2 separate regions of the Homo sapiens genome follow, and region 2 is linked to region 1. Evidence: read pairs that join two places in POLR2A ChIA-PET (ENCODE). Cell type or tissue: Panc1. All regions are shown on one strand. Each heading gives the region's core, and the rest is flanking DNA. Links, peaks and the distances in the headings are about the cores only.

Evidence for each region. Peaks named below come from ENCODE experiments on the same cell type or tissue, not always from the same donor. Only the 100,000 strongest peaks of a DNase experiment are listed, where the experiment ranks them.
Region 2: POLR2A ChIA-PET joins it to region 1 with 5 read pairs; 3 of 35 experiments call an interaction of 5 or more read pairs at or near these places.

What each region holds. Positions count from the first base shown.
Region 1 is chr19:39,415,865-39,423,631 of GRCh38, forward strand. It overlaps PLEKHG2 (pleckstrin homology and RhoGEF domain containing G2), which reads left to right. Exons shown (of 19, transcript NM_022835.3): 5 at 484-550; 6 at 687-733; 7 at 986-1,136; 8 at 1,691-1,828; 9 at 2,041-2,241; 10 at 2,870-2,962; 11 at 3,053-3,139; 12 at 4,762-4,795; 13 at 4,887-4,988; 14 at 5,085-5,132; 15 at 5,211-5,249; 16 at 5,419-5,435; 17 at 6,251-6,424; 18 at 6,868-7,767. Among named protein-coding and RNA genes, the nearest start is that of PLEKHG2, 7.1 kb to the left of the region's middle. In Panc1, for the core only: no CTCF peak of the experiment used is centred there; a DNase peak (open chromatin) is centred at 3,375; H3K4me3 peaks cover 93 bases; H3K27ac peaks cover 744 bases.
Region 2 is chr19:40,003,185-40,010,951 of GRCh38, forward strand. It overlaps ZNF546 (zinc finger protein 546), which reads left to right. Exons shown (of 7, transcript NM_178544.5): 4 at 2,912-2,998; 5 at 4,090-4,216; 6 at 5,286-5,381. Among named protein-coding and RNA genes, the nearest start is that of ZNF546, 10 kb to the left of the region's middle. In Panc1, for the core only: no CTCF peak of the experiment used is centred there; a DNase peak (open chromatin) is centred at 3,337.

The DNA.
Region 1 (7,767 bases), core at 383-5,382:
GCGAGTGACCCCCTAAGCCTGATTTGCCTGGGACTTTTCCAGTTTTAGCACTGAAAGCCCTCGTCCTAGGAAACTGCTCAGTCCCGGACAAACCAGGATGGTTGGTCACTGTGGTAAGGAGGACTCTGGGGTCCAAGGATCATGACATTTCCAAGTACCTTGACGAGGTCTCGGGATTACAGCAGGAACTTAAGATCATCCTAGCTCTTTGGGTCATGATATAACACCCCTAGGCTCATGCCAGCACTGACACAAGTTCAAGCTGAGGAATGAGAAGCTGTCCAGGGACAAAGTCTAAGCAGGTTACCATGCCCCGTGTAGCCCTCAGAGGACCCTTCCTCCGGACATGACATCCCCTTAGGAGATGCTGGCAGTCAGCAAGCCCCCAGCCCCAGCAGACCATTGGGGCCTCAGCCTCCTGGAGGCCTCCCATGGAGGGGTCGTGAAGGCAGGCGGTTCCTCACCCTCCCCTCTCCCCTGTAGCGAGCTCCTGGAGGACTTGGAGAACAGCAGCAGCGCCGGGGGTATTGCCGAGTGCTTCGTGCAGAGGGTGAGTGGAGGGGTGGGGGGCTCTCGGTCCTGGATGGGGCCTTTGTAGAGGGGGGAGAGCAGGCTTGGGCTAGGCTGGAAGGGGGGTCGTGGGAAGCCAGGACCTGGGGTCTCCCTGACTCCCATGTCACCCGCAGAGCGAGGATTTTGACATCTACACATTGTACTGCATGAACTACCCGAGGTGAGGGGCAGGAGCCCCTGCTGGGCCTCAGGCTGTGCCCACAAGCTGATGTGCCAGTCACCCGTCACCCTCCCTCTACCCCCGACCCATCCAGCACCGACCCCTGCCAGGCTGTGACAGTAACTGACCTCTCCCTCACTGCCCCGCCCCCTGTCAGACCCTGACCCTTCCCAAACCCTGGCCCCTCCCTAACCCCTCTTGACCCCGCCCACTGGAACTGACAATCCCCACTGACCTGTGCTGTGCCCCCAGCTCCCTGGCCCTGCTCCGGGAGCTGTCGTTGTCTCCGCCAGCAGCCCTGTGGCTGCAGGAGCGCCAGGCCCAGCTTCGCCACTCGCTGCCCCTGCAGAGCTTCCTGCTGAAACCTGTCCAGCGCATTCTCAAGTACCATCTGCTGCTGCAGGTCAGCTGGGGCCCCTGGAGCCAGGCTGGGGAGGGGGAGGTCCTGTCCCTTGACCACCTGTTGGTTCATCTGGAGGATGGACCCCCCACGAGTTGGGCAAGGCCTCCCAAAGTGCTGGGATTACAGGCGTGAGCCACCGCGCACAGCCCTAGCTTTTTTTTTTCCCTTTGAGGTGGAGTTTCACTCTTGTCGATGAGGCTGGAGTACAGTGGTGCGATCTTGGCTCACTGCAACCTCCACCTCCTGGGTTCAAGTGATTCTCCTTGCTCAGCCTCCTGAGTAGCTAGGATTACAGGCGCACACCACCATGCCCAGCTAATTTTTGTATTTTTAATAGGGACGGGGTTTCACTACGTTGGCCGGGCTAGTCTCGAACTCCTGGCCTCAGGTGATTTGCCCACCTCAGCCTCCCAAAGTGCTGGGATTACAGACATGAGCCACTGCGCCTGGCCTCTGCCCCTATCTTTATATTTCTCCATCTCCTGTTATTCTCATTCTCTTTCTCCTTCTCTGTTTCTCTCCCCATCCCTGCGTGCCTGGTGGCTGCCTGACAGGAACTAGGGAAGCACTGGGCGGAGGGCCCAGGCACTGGGGGTCGCGAGATGGTGGAGGAAGCTATTGTGTCCATGACAGCGGTTGCCTGGTACATCAACGACATGAAGCGCAAGCAGGAGCATGCAGCGCGCCTCCAGGTGGCCCCAGGGTGGGCTGGGGCTTGCTGGATGAGGGAGTGAGCGAGGGGGCCTTGGGGCGGGTGGGGGGAAATCAGTGCCTCAGAGGTAGCCTTGGAGGGTTGGCTGGGACAGCATGGCCCTGTTGCTAACCCCCTGTTTTGGTGTGTATGTGTGTGCCACCTACCCATGCTTGTCTCTGCGCCCCGGCGCACCTGGCGGGGTCCCGGCAGGAAGTGCAGCGGCGGCTGGGTGGCTGGACCGGACCAGAGCTCAGTGCTTTTGGGGAACTGGTGTTGGAGGGCGCGTTCCGAGGAGGCGGAGGGGGTGGCCCCCGGCTACGAGGGGGTGAGCGGCTGCTCTTCCTGTTCTCTCGGATGCTGCTGGTGGCCAAGCGCAGGGGGCTGGAGTACACCTACAAAGGCCACATCTTCGTGAGTTTGGGGATGGGGTGGGGCTAGAATACTACCTACAAAGTATATCCCATATACCTGTATCTGTGTGCCCGGCAGTGTGGGCCAGGGGACCCTGCCACATTTTCTTGAGTTAGAGAATGGAAGCCAAGGGAAGCTTTCTTTCTAGTGTATAGAATGAGAGCTGCCCCACTTAAGAAAAAAAAGGAGAAGGCTGGGCGTGGTGGCTCATTCCTGTAATCCGAGCACTTTGGGAGGTCAAGGCGGGCGGATCACTTGAGGTCAGGAGTTCGAGACCAGCCTAGCCAACGTGGTGAAACCCCGTCTCTACTAAAAATACAAAAATTAGCTGGACGTGGTGGCAAGTGCCTGTAATCCCAGCTACTGGGGAGGCTGAGGCAGGAGAATTACTTGAACCCAGGAGGCGGAGGTTGCAATAAGCCAAGATCATGCCACTGCACTCCAGCCTGGGTGACAGAGCAAGACTCTGTCTCAAAAAAAAAAAAGGGAGAGGAAACCCACCATACAGCCTTATGGGATGCATCTTCCTAGGGAGGAGGACCCAGATACACCTCCAAGGGTGTCTCCGTACAAGGGGCATCACTGAGCCCAAGGACTCTGAGCTTGCTACCCCTCTCTTTCCTTCCAGTGCTGCAACCTGAGCGTGAGCGAGAGTCCCCGAGACCCTCTAGGGTTCAAGGTGTCTGATCTGACCATTCCCAAGCACAGACACCTGCTCCAGGTGAGCATGTAGTGGGATCAGGCTGGCAGGGATCCCCCAGCCTCGAGACCTCACACCTGGCCCCCTGACTCTACTCCAACCCACTCCTAGGCCAAGAACCAAGAAGAGAAGAGGCTGTGGATTCACTGTCTCCAGCGCCTCTTCTTTGAGAACCACCCTGCCTCCATCCCTGCCAAGGTACAGCTCCTGCCGCAGCCGGGGGCCCTCTGAGTGCTGGAGACACCCTCCCCCAATAGTACTAAGAGACGCCCCTGCCCAATGCCAGAGCAGTCTGTTATAATGTGATTGCTAAAAGTGCAGAATTCCGCTACTTGGGTTTGAATCTTAGCTCTACCATGTCCCTGCTTTGTGACCTTGGGCAAGTAACTTAACCTCTCTGAGCCTTAACTTCCTCACCTAGAGGAATGAAAGCGCCTTCATCCTAGGGTTGTGGTGATGAGTAATGGTCACCAGCCACGTCATGGGCTTGACCAATAGAAGCACCCATCAGCTGGCTGTGGTGGCTCATGCCTATAATCCCAGCACTTCGAGGGGGTGATGTGGGAGGATCATTTAAGCCCGGGAGTTCGATACCAGCTTGGGCAACATAGTGAGACCCTGTCTCTAAAAAACATTTTTTAATTAGCTGGGGCTGGCCAGGCACGGTGGCTCACACCTGTAATCCCAACACTTTGGGAGACCAAGGCGGGCGGATCACCTGAGGTCAGGAGTTCAAGAGCAGCCTGACCGACATGGAGAAACCCCATCTCTACTAAAAAATACAAAATTAGGCCGGGCGCGGTGGCTCATGCCTGTAATCCCAGCACTTTGGGAGGCCGAGGCGGGCGGATCACGAGGTCCGGAGATCGAGACCATCCTGGCTAACATGGTGAAACCCCATCTCTACCAAAAATACAAAAAATTAGCCAGGCGTGGTGGCAGGTGCCCGTAGTCCCAGCTACTCGGGAGGCTGAGGCAGGAGAATGGCGTGAACCCAGGAGGCAAGAGCTTGCAGTGAGCCTAGGTTGCGTCACTGCGCTCTCCAGACTGGGCAACAGAGTGAGCCTCTGTCTCAAAAAAAAAAAAGAAAAAGAAAAATTAGCTGGGCATGGTGGCGCATGCCTGTAATCCCAGCTACTAGGGAGGCTGAGGCAGGAGAATCACTTGTACCTGGGAGGCGGAACTTGCGGTGAGCCGAGATCATGCCATTGCACTCCAGCCTGGGCAAGAAGAGCGAAACTCCGTCTCAAAAAAATAAAAATAAAATAGCTGGGCTGGACGTGGTGGTTCACGCCTGTAATCCCAGCACTTCGGGAGGCCAAGGCGGGTGGATCACCTGAGGTTAGGAGTTCAAGACCAGCCTGGTCAACATGGTGAAACCCCGTCTCTACTAAAAACACAAAAATTACCGGGTGTGGTAGCGGGCACCTGTAATCCCAGCAACTCAAGAGGCTGAGGCAGGAGAATCGCTTGAACCCAGGAGGCAGAGGGTGCAGTGAGCCGAAATCGCGCCTTTGCACTCCAACCTCGGCAACAAGAGCAAAATCTCCGTCTCAAAAAAAAAAAAAAATTAGCTGGATGTGATGGTGCACATATGAAATCCCAGCTACTCAGGAGGGTGAGGTGGGAAGATCGCTTGATCCCAGAAGTAGAGGCTGGAGTGAGCTATGATTGCACCACTGTACTCCAACCTGGCGTATAGAGCAAGATCTAAAAACAAAAACAGCACCCATTAATGGGCATGACTACGGTGCTTAAAGTATCCTCTCTGTGGTACTCCAAGATCGACCCACCTCAGCCCTCATCCTCCTGTCTTTCAGGCAAAGCAAGTTCTCCTTGAAAACAGCCTGCATTGTGAGTTGGGGCCTTGGGCTGGGAGGGTGTGGAAGTAGACGAATTACTTCCAAGAAAAAGTTGGCTTTTAGCCCCAAAACTCTCCCCACAGGTGCCCCCAAAAGTAAGCCTGTCCTAGAGCCCCTGACACCCCCACTTGGGTCTCCTCGACCTCGAGATGCTAGAAGTTTTACCCCTGGGCGAAGGAACACAGGTAAAGGCGGTGGATCCCTGAGTCCCAGCCCTCAGCCCCACTTCCCTAGGACCCGGGAGCTGGGCTCACACAGGGCTCTGGCCCTCCCTCCCACAGCTCCATCTCCTGGGCCCTCTGTGATTCGCCGAGGCCGCAGGCAGTCTGGTGAGCACTCACCCCTAAGGGTGATCCAGGCATCGGGGTGGGAGCTGGGCTCCTGACATCACTGTGTCCTCCCCGCAGAGCCGGTGAAGGACCCTTATGTCATGTTCCCACAGAACGGTCAGTGACTGCCCCGGTTCAGCCTGGTCCATCCCTGTCTGTCGCCCGGTGGGATGTCTGGGGCGGGTTGGGGAGGGGTGGTTGCTTCAGCTCATCAGTTATGGGGGAATCACTCTTTTTCCCTTACATCTCACTAATGCTTCTCTCTCTCTCATCTCTCCATCCTTAGCTAAGCCTGGATTCAAGGTAAGAGATATCTCGAGATAGGGTCTGGGCACCTTGACTTCTGGGTCTGATGGAGAAGGGAGCTTGAGTTCCAAAATCCTGGGTCTGAATGAGAAGGGGATTGGGGCCAGACAGAGTAACTCATGCCTGTAATCTCAGTATTTTGGGAGGTCAAGGCAGGAGGATTGCTCGAGCCCAGGAGTTTGAGACCAGTCTGGGCAACATGGCAAAACCCCATCTCTACAAAAAGTACAAAAAAATTAGCCAGGCACACTAGTGCATGCCCATAGTCCCAGCTACTCAGGAGACTGAGGTGGGAGGATTGCTTGAGCCTGGGAGGCAGAGGTTGCAAAATGAGCTGGGACACACCACTGCACTCCAGCATGGGTCACAGTGAGACCCTGTCTCAAATAAATAAATAAAAATTTTAAGAGAAAAATAAAAAAATTTAAAAATTGAGCCAGGTACGGTGGCTCACCTGTAATCCCAGCACTTTGGGAGGCCGAGGTAGGTGGATCATCTGAGATCAGGAATTTGAGACCAGGCTGGCCAACAAGGAGAAACCCCGACTCTACTAAAAATACAAAAATTAGCTGGACATTGTGGCAGGCGCCTGTAATCCCAGCTACTCAGGAGGCTGAGGCAGCAGAATCGCTTGAACCCGGGAGGCGGAGATTGCAGTGAGCAGAGATGGCGCCATTGCACTGCAGGCTGGGCGACAGAGCGAGACTCCATCTCAAAACAAACAAACGCAAAAGAAGGGGATTGGGACTTGGGGTCCTCTATGTGAGGGAGGAGTCTTGGCTCTTGCCTTCCATTGCTTTCCCTCCTCACAGCACGCTGGCAGCGAAGGGGAACTCTACCCTCCAGAATCTCAGCCACCAGTTTCAGGCTCTGCACCCCCTGAGGACCTGGAGGATGCTGGACCCCCAACACTGGACCCCTCTGGGACCTCAATCACTGAAGAAATCCTGGAACTGCTGAATCAGCGAGGCCTTCGAGATCCAGGGGTGAGCTGGCTGTCCCATCATGGTGTCCTTGGGCCTCTGGGTGTGGGCACACAGACCAGGGACCAGATAGGCCAGCCCATGCTGATACCTTTATTTTTTTTTTATTTGAGATGGAGTCTTGCTCTGTTGCCGAGGCTGGAGTGCAGTGGCGCCATCTCGGCTCACTGCAAGCTCTGCCTCCCAGGTTCAAGCGATTCTCCTGCCTCAGCCTCCTGAGTAGCTGGGACTACAGGCACCCGCCAACACACCCGGCTAATTTTTTTTTTTTTTTTGTATTTTTAGTAGAGACAGGGTTTCACTATGTTGGCCAGGCTGGTCTCGAACTCGTAACCTCAAGTGACCCGCCCACTTCAGCCTCCCAAAGTGCTGGGATTACAGGCGTGAGCCACCACACCCAGCTACCATGCTGATATGTTTGGCTTGTTCTCCTGTGCCCACTATAGCCGTCCACCCATGACATTCCCAAGTTCCCCGGAGACTCCCAGGTGCCTGGCGACAGCGAAACCCTCACATTCCAAGCCCTGCCCAGCCGGGACTCTTCAGAAGAGGAGGAGGAGGAAGAGGAAGGGCTGGAGATGGATGAACGGGGGCCTTCCCCACTCCACGTCCTGGAAGGGCTCGAAAGTTCCATTGCAGCTGAAATGCCCAGCATTCCCTGCCTTACCAAAATTCCTGACGTGCCCAACCTTCCTGAAATTCCCAGCCGCTGTGAAATTCCCGAAGGTTCTCGCCTTCCTAGTCTCTCTGACATTTCCGATGTTTTTGAGATGCCCTGCCTTCCAGCCATACCTAGTGTCCCCAACACCCCCAGTCTGTCTAGCACTCCCACCCTCTCCTGTGACTCCTGGCTCCAAGGGCCTCTGCAGGAACCAGCTGAGGCTCCAGCCACCAGGAGAGAACTGTTTTCTGGGAGCAATCCTGGGAAACTGGGAGAGCCGCCTTCAGGAGGCAAGGCAGGGCCAGAGGAGGATGAAGAAGGGGTATCATTCACAGACTTCCAGCCCCAGGATGTCACCCAACATCAGGGATTCCCAGATGAGCTGGCATTCCGCTCTTGCTCAGAAATCCGGAGCGCCTGGCAGGCATTGGAACAGGGACAGCTGGCCCGGCCAGGCTTCCCAGAGCCACTGCTGATCCTGGAGGATTCGGATCTGGGTGGAGACAGCGGGAGCGGGAAGGCAGGAGCCCCGAGTTCAGAAAGGACGGCGTCCCGAGTGCGAGAGCTGGCCCGGCTTTACAGCGAGCGGATCCAGCAGATGCAGCGGGCGGAGACTCGGGCATCAGCCAATGCCCCGCGCCGCCGGCCTCGGGTTCTGGCCCAACCCCAGCCATCCCCCTGTCTG
Region 2 (7,767 bases), core at 1,167-6,166, 590 kb after region 1:
GCCACCACGCCTGGCTAATTTTTTTTGTATTTTTAGTAGAGACGGGGTTTCACGTTGTTAGCCAGGATGATCTTGATCTACTGACCTCGTGATCTGCCTGCCTCGGCCTCCCAAAGTGCTGGGATTACAGGCGTGAGCCACCGTGCCCAGCTTAAAATTTGATTTAAATAACCATATTTGTATTGAACAGCACAATTTCATACCTTAAGTTTTTATTGTAATGATTCAAAGTGAGGCTAATGGGTTTTTATTGTTAGATTCAAAAACAAAGTTTTTATTGTTAGATTCAAAGTGAGGCTAATGGGACAAGATTATTCAGCAGCAGTTTGGAGGATATTGTGGCTGAAAGGAAAATTTCAGAGCACAAACTGTCAATACGTTTGTCAGGAGTACATGAAAAGCCACTTCACTGTGACCAGCATTCATATGTATAAGACATTGCAATATATTAGCATACATGGACATATGTGAAAAATCAAAAGAATTGCTTCCAATGTTATGAGCTAAAGGGAAAAAAGACATTCAGTAAAAATATAACAGCTGTTGGCCAGGCACAGTGGCTCATGCCTGCAATACCAGCACTTTGGGAGGCTGAAGAGGGCAGATCACCTGAGGTCAGGAGTTCGAAACCAGCCTGGCCAACATGGCGAAACCCTGTCTCTACTAAAAATACCAAAATTAGCCGGGCGCAGTGGTGGGCGCCTGTAATCCCAGCGACTCGGGAGCCTGAGGCAGGAGAATCACTTGAACCTAGGAGGCGGAGTCTACAGTGAGCTGAGATTGTGTCATTACACTCCAGCCTGGGTGACAGAGTGAGACTCTATCTCAAAAAAATATATATATATAAATATATAAATATATTTATATGTATTTATATATAATATATAAATATATATATAACTATATTAATATATAAATATATATTATATATATAACTATATTAATATATATATATATCAGCTGTTTTTAGATTATCTTAAGCTTTTCCTTCAAGTTGAAGAGAAGATCGTTCAACAAAGGAAAGGCTTTCTCTTATCAAAATGAAAAATAAGTACATATGTATGCCGGTGTGTATATTTTAAATTTTTATTTTATTTTTTTGAGATGAGTCTCACTCCCGTCGCACAGGCTGGACTACAGTGGCACAGTCTCGGCTCACTGCAACCTCCACCTCCTGGGTTCAAGTGATTCTCCTTCCTCAGCCTCCCAAGTAGCTGGGATTACAGGCATGTGCCACCACACCCAGCTAATTTTTGTATTTTTTAGTGGAGATGGGGTTTTGCCATGTTCGCCAGGCTGGTCTCGCACTCCTAACCTCAGGTGATCCAGCCACCTCGGCCTCCCAGCGTGCTAGGATTACAGGCGTGAGCCACCGTGCCCAGCCTAAATTAATTTTTAAAGTTACAGATTATACTTTAAAAATATATCAAGTAATGTCATGCAGCTTGGCAGTGCTGACATATAGATATATACATTTTTAAACTTTTTTCTCTCTCTCAGTTTCTGCCTGTCCTTCGTTCTTTCTTTATGTATGTGTGTGTGTGTGTATGTTTTCACAAATGTAATTATATTGTACATTCTGGGTTTTAACCTTATTTTTTAATTTAGAACATATCTTGGATATTTCCCAAATCCTTTAAATATTTTCTCCAATTTAGTATAGTATTTAATATCTACTTAATATTCTGTTTCATAGATGATCTGTAACTTATCTAACCAGTCAGCTATTGCTGGACTCAGAATGCTGAATTCTACCTCCCTGCATGCATCTTTTTTATTTTTGCTTTTTCCAGTAAGCCTTTTGCACCCCTAACCTGCATGCATCTTTTTTTTTTTTTTTTTTTTTTTTTTTGAGACAGAGTCTTGCTCTGTCGCCCAGGTTGGAGTGCAGTGGCGCGATTTCAGCTCACTGCAACCTCTGCCTCCCGGGTTCAAGCGATTCTCCTGCCTTAGGCTCCTAAGCAGCTGGGATTACAGGCATGTGCCACCATGCCTAGCTAATTTTTTTTGTATTTTTAGTAGAGATGGTTTCACCATGTTGGCCAGGCTGGTTTCGAACTCCTGACCTCAAATGATCTGCCCGCCTTGGTCTCTCAAAGTGCTAGGATTACAGGTGTGAGCCACCGCGCCCGGCCTAACCTGCATGCATCTTAATACACATCATTTGCTTTGGGTAGAGTCCCAAAATTAGGTTTGGATGGTAAAAGTCTCTCACATCCTTCTACATGCCATGTTTTAAGGTCCTACAAATCTGTAGCATTTACACAGTATTCATTTCCCTGTGATGTTGCTCATCTGGCATATTATTAATCTTTTAAGTCTGCCATTCTAATAATTGTCAACTGGTATTTCCTTAATTAGGATCTGCTTCATTGTATTGAAATTTAATAAGTTCGGTGGATGATATGCTGCTATTTTTAGTGAATTGCTCATGCTTAAGTTTCATTTGAAAACATTCTGGGCTTCAGAGGCAAAAGCCAGAGTTGAGAGCAAGACCCTGTCTCCAAAAAAAAAAAAAAGATAGTTTGCTTTATAATTAGAGAAATGTGGATTCAGAACACAGCTCTGCCTCTTACTAACTGTGAATTTGGGCAAGTTACATTATTTTAAGCCCTCATTACCTCATCTGTTGGATGGAGATAAATGCATTGCATGGTTAAATGTTAATATGATAAAGGACCCATCATGCAGAAGATCCTAAAAATAGCTACTTTTGTTGTCATCACCTGGCAACCGTGGGCATGAATTTACACCACCCCAGCCTTGATATTGAGATATCTTCCCCAGTTTATATGCGCAGAATGGTGGGGTTGGAAGTAGAAATGATGGCATAACAGGATCTTATTAACTTAAGTCATTTTAGGAGTTTTGACACACATCTGGTCTCAGAGTCACTTGTTCTTCCCCCCAGCCCCGGTTTCTCTGGATTCTGTGCTTCTCCATGGAGGAAACTCAAGGAGAACTGACAAGTTCTTGTGGTTCTAAAACCATGGCCAATGTAAGTTTGTGTTTTTCTTCCTTGAAATACTGTGTTTTTAAATTCATGTGATCATTGAAGTCTCGTTATCTTGAGACTTCCTTCCTAAGACAACCCTGTTGTGGAACCTGCTCCCTAGTTACTCCCTAGTTACAGTGAAGGATAGTGCCAAATAGCCTAGTGTCTTCCTCATTTGCTCCTGTTTTCTCTTATCTGTGCTCAAACATTGTCTTCCATGTCAGCCTCAGAGGCAGAGGTCAGATCCCATGCATTGAGAGGCTTAGAGGACTAGGCTGGAGTATGATTGGGGCCTGCATATGGTAGTTTCAGGCATCTAGCCAGGGAATTTCCAAGGGATGAATAAGAAAACAAAAGTCAATTTTGTGGTTGAGGAGGTTGTGCTGGTCTCCAGTGACATCAGTGTCATTGTGGATACGTCAGCATCCTCTGGCTTAGGAACAAAGCAAGTATTCCTGAGGTATGGCAGGGGTAGCAGGTAGGAAGATCCTCCAATCCCTAATGATGGCTGGAAATAGGCTCTGATCCCTAATGATGGGTGGAAACAGAACTGGGGAAGACCTTAAACATTTTGGCCAACCTAAATGCCTAAGAATAAAAGAAGAATTAGTCTGCTGTATCTTTAAGATGGATGATATTATTAGCTAGCCAATAAATATACTAACTGAAGACTTTTCTTATGAGGTTATTTTGCATCATGATGAACCAGAGTTTTAACGAAATCACGTAATGTCAGTCAAATCCTGTTTTCTAAGAGAGATTTTAGAGTACTTTTTGGTGAAAAAATTCTTTTTCCAAAAATTTTTTGAAGGGAAGAGAGGATGATGGAACTTGCATTTATTCAGAACTTTAACTGCAGGCACATAATGGGCAATGTGCTTATTTATGCTATTTCACTTAATTTGCATCAACAATATTCTTTAAAAGCGTATGAACACTTTATTTCAGAAATATTAATTTCTTTATTCTTTTACACACATTGCAGGCTTGAGCCCCAGTTTATTTGCTTACTATGTTGCTTCTTTCCTGCAAAGCAGTTTTCCATCTTGAAAATACATTTAATTTTTTTTTAATACATAGGCTTGTCATTTCAGGTATCTTTGGCATTTAGGGATGTGTCCATAGACCTCTCCCAAGAGGAGTGGGAGTGCCTGGACGCTGTGCAGAGGGACTTGTACAAGGATGTGATGTTGGAGAACTACAGCAACCTGGTCTCACTGGGTAAGGTATCTTTCGAAATCGTTTACAATCTGTTTTCTGGAGTATCAGCTTTCTCCACTGTCAAACTTTAGAACTCTGTTTTAAGAGGCTGACTGACACCCCTATTTCTAAAGTCATAGTTTCAGCAGTGTTGGGGTGGAAATGGGCACCTGTGTTAAGCAACTTCACCTTTCTGACCCTCAGTGACATTCACTCCTCCCTCTGACTTTTCCTGTCATTGCTTGCTTTTCTAAATAATTTCCAGGTTTGAGTTGTGTGACATCAGATTTCATATAATGCATATACTCAGAATTCCTATAGCTGTTCTGTGTTAATATCTGACCTTCCTACAAGACAACAGCTAGTCTCAGAATTCTAGTTTTCCTTGATTATCAAAAGAACCTCCATGGATTATACAGTGGTGGATTGAGTTAACAATAGTCATTTAAAACTCAAGCCAACACACCCCATCCTAAAGGAGACATATTCTCCTTAACCTGCTTTGCGGTTGAAAGTTAAAGTCTGTGAATTGACATTTTCTGTTGAAGGAATATCTGAGGAAGAACCTGGAAATATTTTAGGAAACTTAGTATATTTCTCCTAGGAAAATAGTACCAACAACAAAATAATACTATATACTGGGCATATTATATGCCTTTGCATATATTAATTCATTTAATTCTCACCACAGCCCTAAGAAGTCGGTAATATCAGCCCCATTTTGCATTTGATAAAAGTGAATATGTGCAGGGTAACTTTGAAGGTCACACAGCTGGTAGGTGGCAGAAGATTTGAACCCAGGCCATAGGGCTCCAGAGGGTGTGCTCACTGGTCCCCTTTCTATACTGCCGTTAACAGCAAAGCAGACCTTTTCGCTCTCTCACCTTGTCTCTTTAGTCCTGTAATTGTGAGTCCATGTTAACGTGAATATTCTTAGATGGCCTTTTTCTTCTTTACTGTCATGGCATTGTCTAGTACCATTTTCACCTGCAGTTTCTTACAAATGTAACCAAGTCTGAATTGTCATTTCAAGGTTATGGTTGTTTTTGTTTTTTTCTATAACATGTGTCATTTCTTTTCTCATGAGCAGGATATACCATTCCTAAGCCAGATGTGATTACTTTATTGGAGCAAGAGAAAGAGCCCTGGATAGTAATGAGGGAAGGGACAAGGAATTGGTTCACAGGTGAGTGACAGCAAATTAGGCGGGAGGGTGCTATCACAAGTTATGACCCATGATGTCAGGGAGGAGGCACAGCACTGAGTTGTTTGGAAAGCTCCCTTCAAAGGCCTGAGGCCTGTGGAAAAAGGACTGATACCTGGGAAGCATTCAGATTCTCTCTACATTAGCTACCAAAGGAACTTTACCCAATTTGCCATACTCCTTGTTTCTCTTCTCTCGTATTTCTCTCCTCTTTCAAAGTGGGGCTGCTTTCTTTCTTCCCCATTGATGACCATTTTACGTGTGTTTCCAGGCCTCCTTTAACATTTTGATTTATATTCATTTCTCCATTGTCCAAGTTTTATTCATCAAATATTTCCCATTTACCTAACCTAAGCCAGGCACTGTGCTAGAGTTTAGGCACTACTGATAGACACTCTTGTCACAGAGATGTTGATATTATAGTAAGGGAAACATGTTGTCAATACGTAAACAGATAATAATCAAGTTTTCATATGTGTTGTGAAGAAAGTTAAGTAGAGTAAGGAGCTAGAGTGTTGGGGAGTTAGTAGGGCTAATTTAGATAAGATCAGGAAAAGGCCATTTTGAGGTGATGATATTTGAACCAGAGACATAAAGTAAGGTCTCAGGCCATGTGAGTATTGAGGAAGAACATTACAAGCAGAAAAAGCTGCAAGTGCAAAGGTTCTGAGATGAAGAACCATCTGTGTTTATTCCCAAAGTAAATTATGCCACCTGATGTGAACATTCTTGTACAATTGTTTTTGTGTTCAGATGTTTTCATTTCTCTTGGGTTTTCATTTTTCTTGGGAATATATGGAAGTGGAATTTCTGGGTCATAGGACAAGTGTATTTTCTTAATCATATTTATTGAGGTATAATTTATATAGTATAAAATGTACTCATTTTAAGTGTCAATTTTTATAACATTTTAAAACAGTTTTATTGACATATAATTAGCATACAATAAACTGCACACATTTAAAGTATAAAATTTGCTAAGTTGCCCTGTATATTGTGAAACCATTTCAAAATCAAAATAATAAACATATCCATCACCTCCAAAAGAAATCCCTCCCTCATGTCCCTCTCTACCCACTGCCCAGGTAAGCACTGATCATCTCTCTGTCACTATAACTTAGTTTTCATTTTCTAGAATTTTGTATAATGGAATTATATGGTGATTTTTTTCTTCCTTTTTTAAAAATATGGTGATTTTTAAAATTTAGCTTCATTCACTCAGCAAAATTATTTTGAGATTCATCCATGTTGCTATATGTATCAGTACTTCATTTCTTTTCATTGTTGAGTAGTATTCCATTGTATGGATGTACCACAATTTACTTATCCATTTATGTATAAGGATGGACATTGAGTTATTTCCAGTGTTTGGCTATTACAGATAAAGCTACTGGAAACTTTCATGTAAAATTCTTGGTATAGACTTATGCTTTCATTTATCTTGGGTAACTGTCTGGGGTAGAATGGGTAGATCATATGATAAATATATGTCTATTTTTTAAGAAACTGCCACACTGTGTTTGAAAGTGGTTGTATCAGCCAGTAGCAGTGGCTTATGCCTGTAATCCCAGCACTTTGGGAGGCCGAGACAGGTGGATCACTGGAGGTCAGGAGTTCAAGACCAGCCTGGCCAACAAGGTGAAACTTCATCTTTACTAAAAATACAAAAATTAGCCAGGCATAGTGACAGGCATCTGTAATCCCAGCTACTTGGGAGGCTGAGGCAGGAGAATCACTTGAACCCTGGAGGCAGAGGTTGCAGTGAGCCGAGATTGTGCCACTGCACTCCAGCCTGGGTGACAGACCAAGATAATGTCTGAAAAAAAAAAAAAAAGAAGAAGAAAGTGGTTGTATCTTTTTACTTTCCCAGCAGAAGTTTATGAAAATTCCAGTTCTTCGACATTCTTGTTAGCACTTTGGTATGGTCAGTCTTTTAAATTTTAGCTTTGCTAATAGGTGAGTAATGGTATCTCACTGTGGTTTTAATTTTCATTTTCCTAATGCCTAATAATCCTGAGCAACTTTTTATTCTTAATTTATCATCCATATATCTTCTTTGGTGAAGCATCTATTACAGTCTTCTGCTCATTCTCTTTGCTTCTTTCTTTCTTTTTTTTGAAACAGAGTCTTGCTCTGTTGCCCAGGCTGGAATGCAGTGGTGCGACCTCGGCTCACTGCAACCTCCGCCTCCTGGGTACAAGCAATTCTCCTGCCTTAGCCTCCTGAGTAGCTGGGACCACAGGCATGTGCCACCATGCCCAGCTAATTTTTGTATTTTTAGTAGAGATGGGGTTTCACCACATTGGCCAGGCTGGTCTCGAACTCCTGACCTCAGATCCACCTGCCTCAGCCTCCCAAAGTGCTGGGC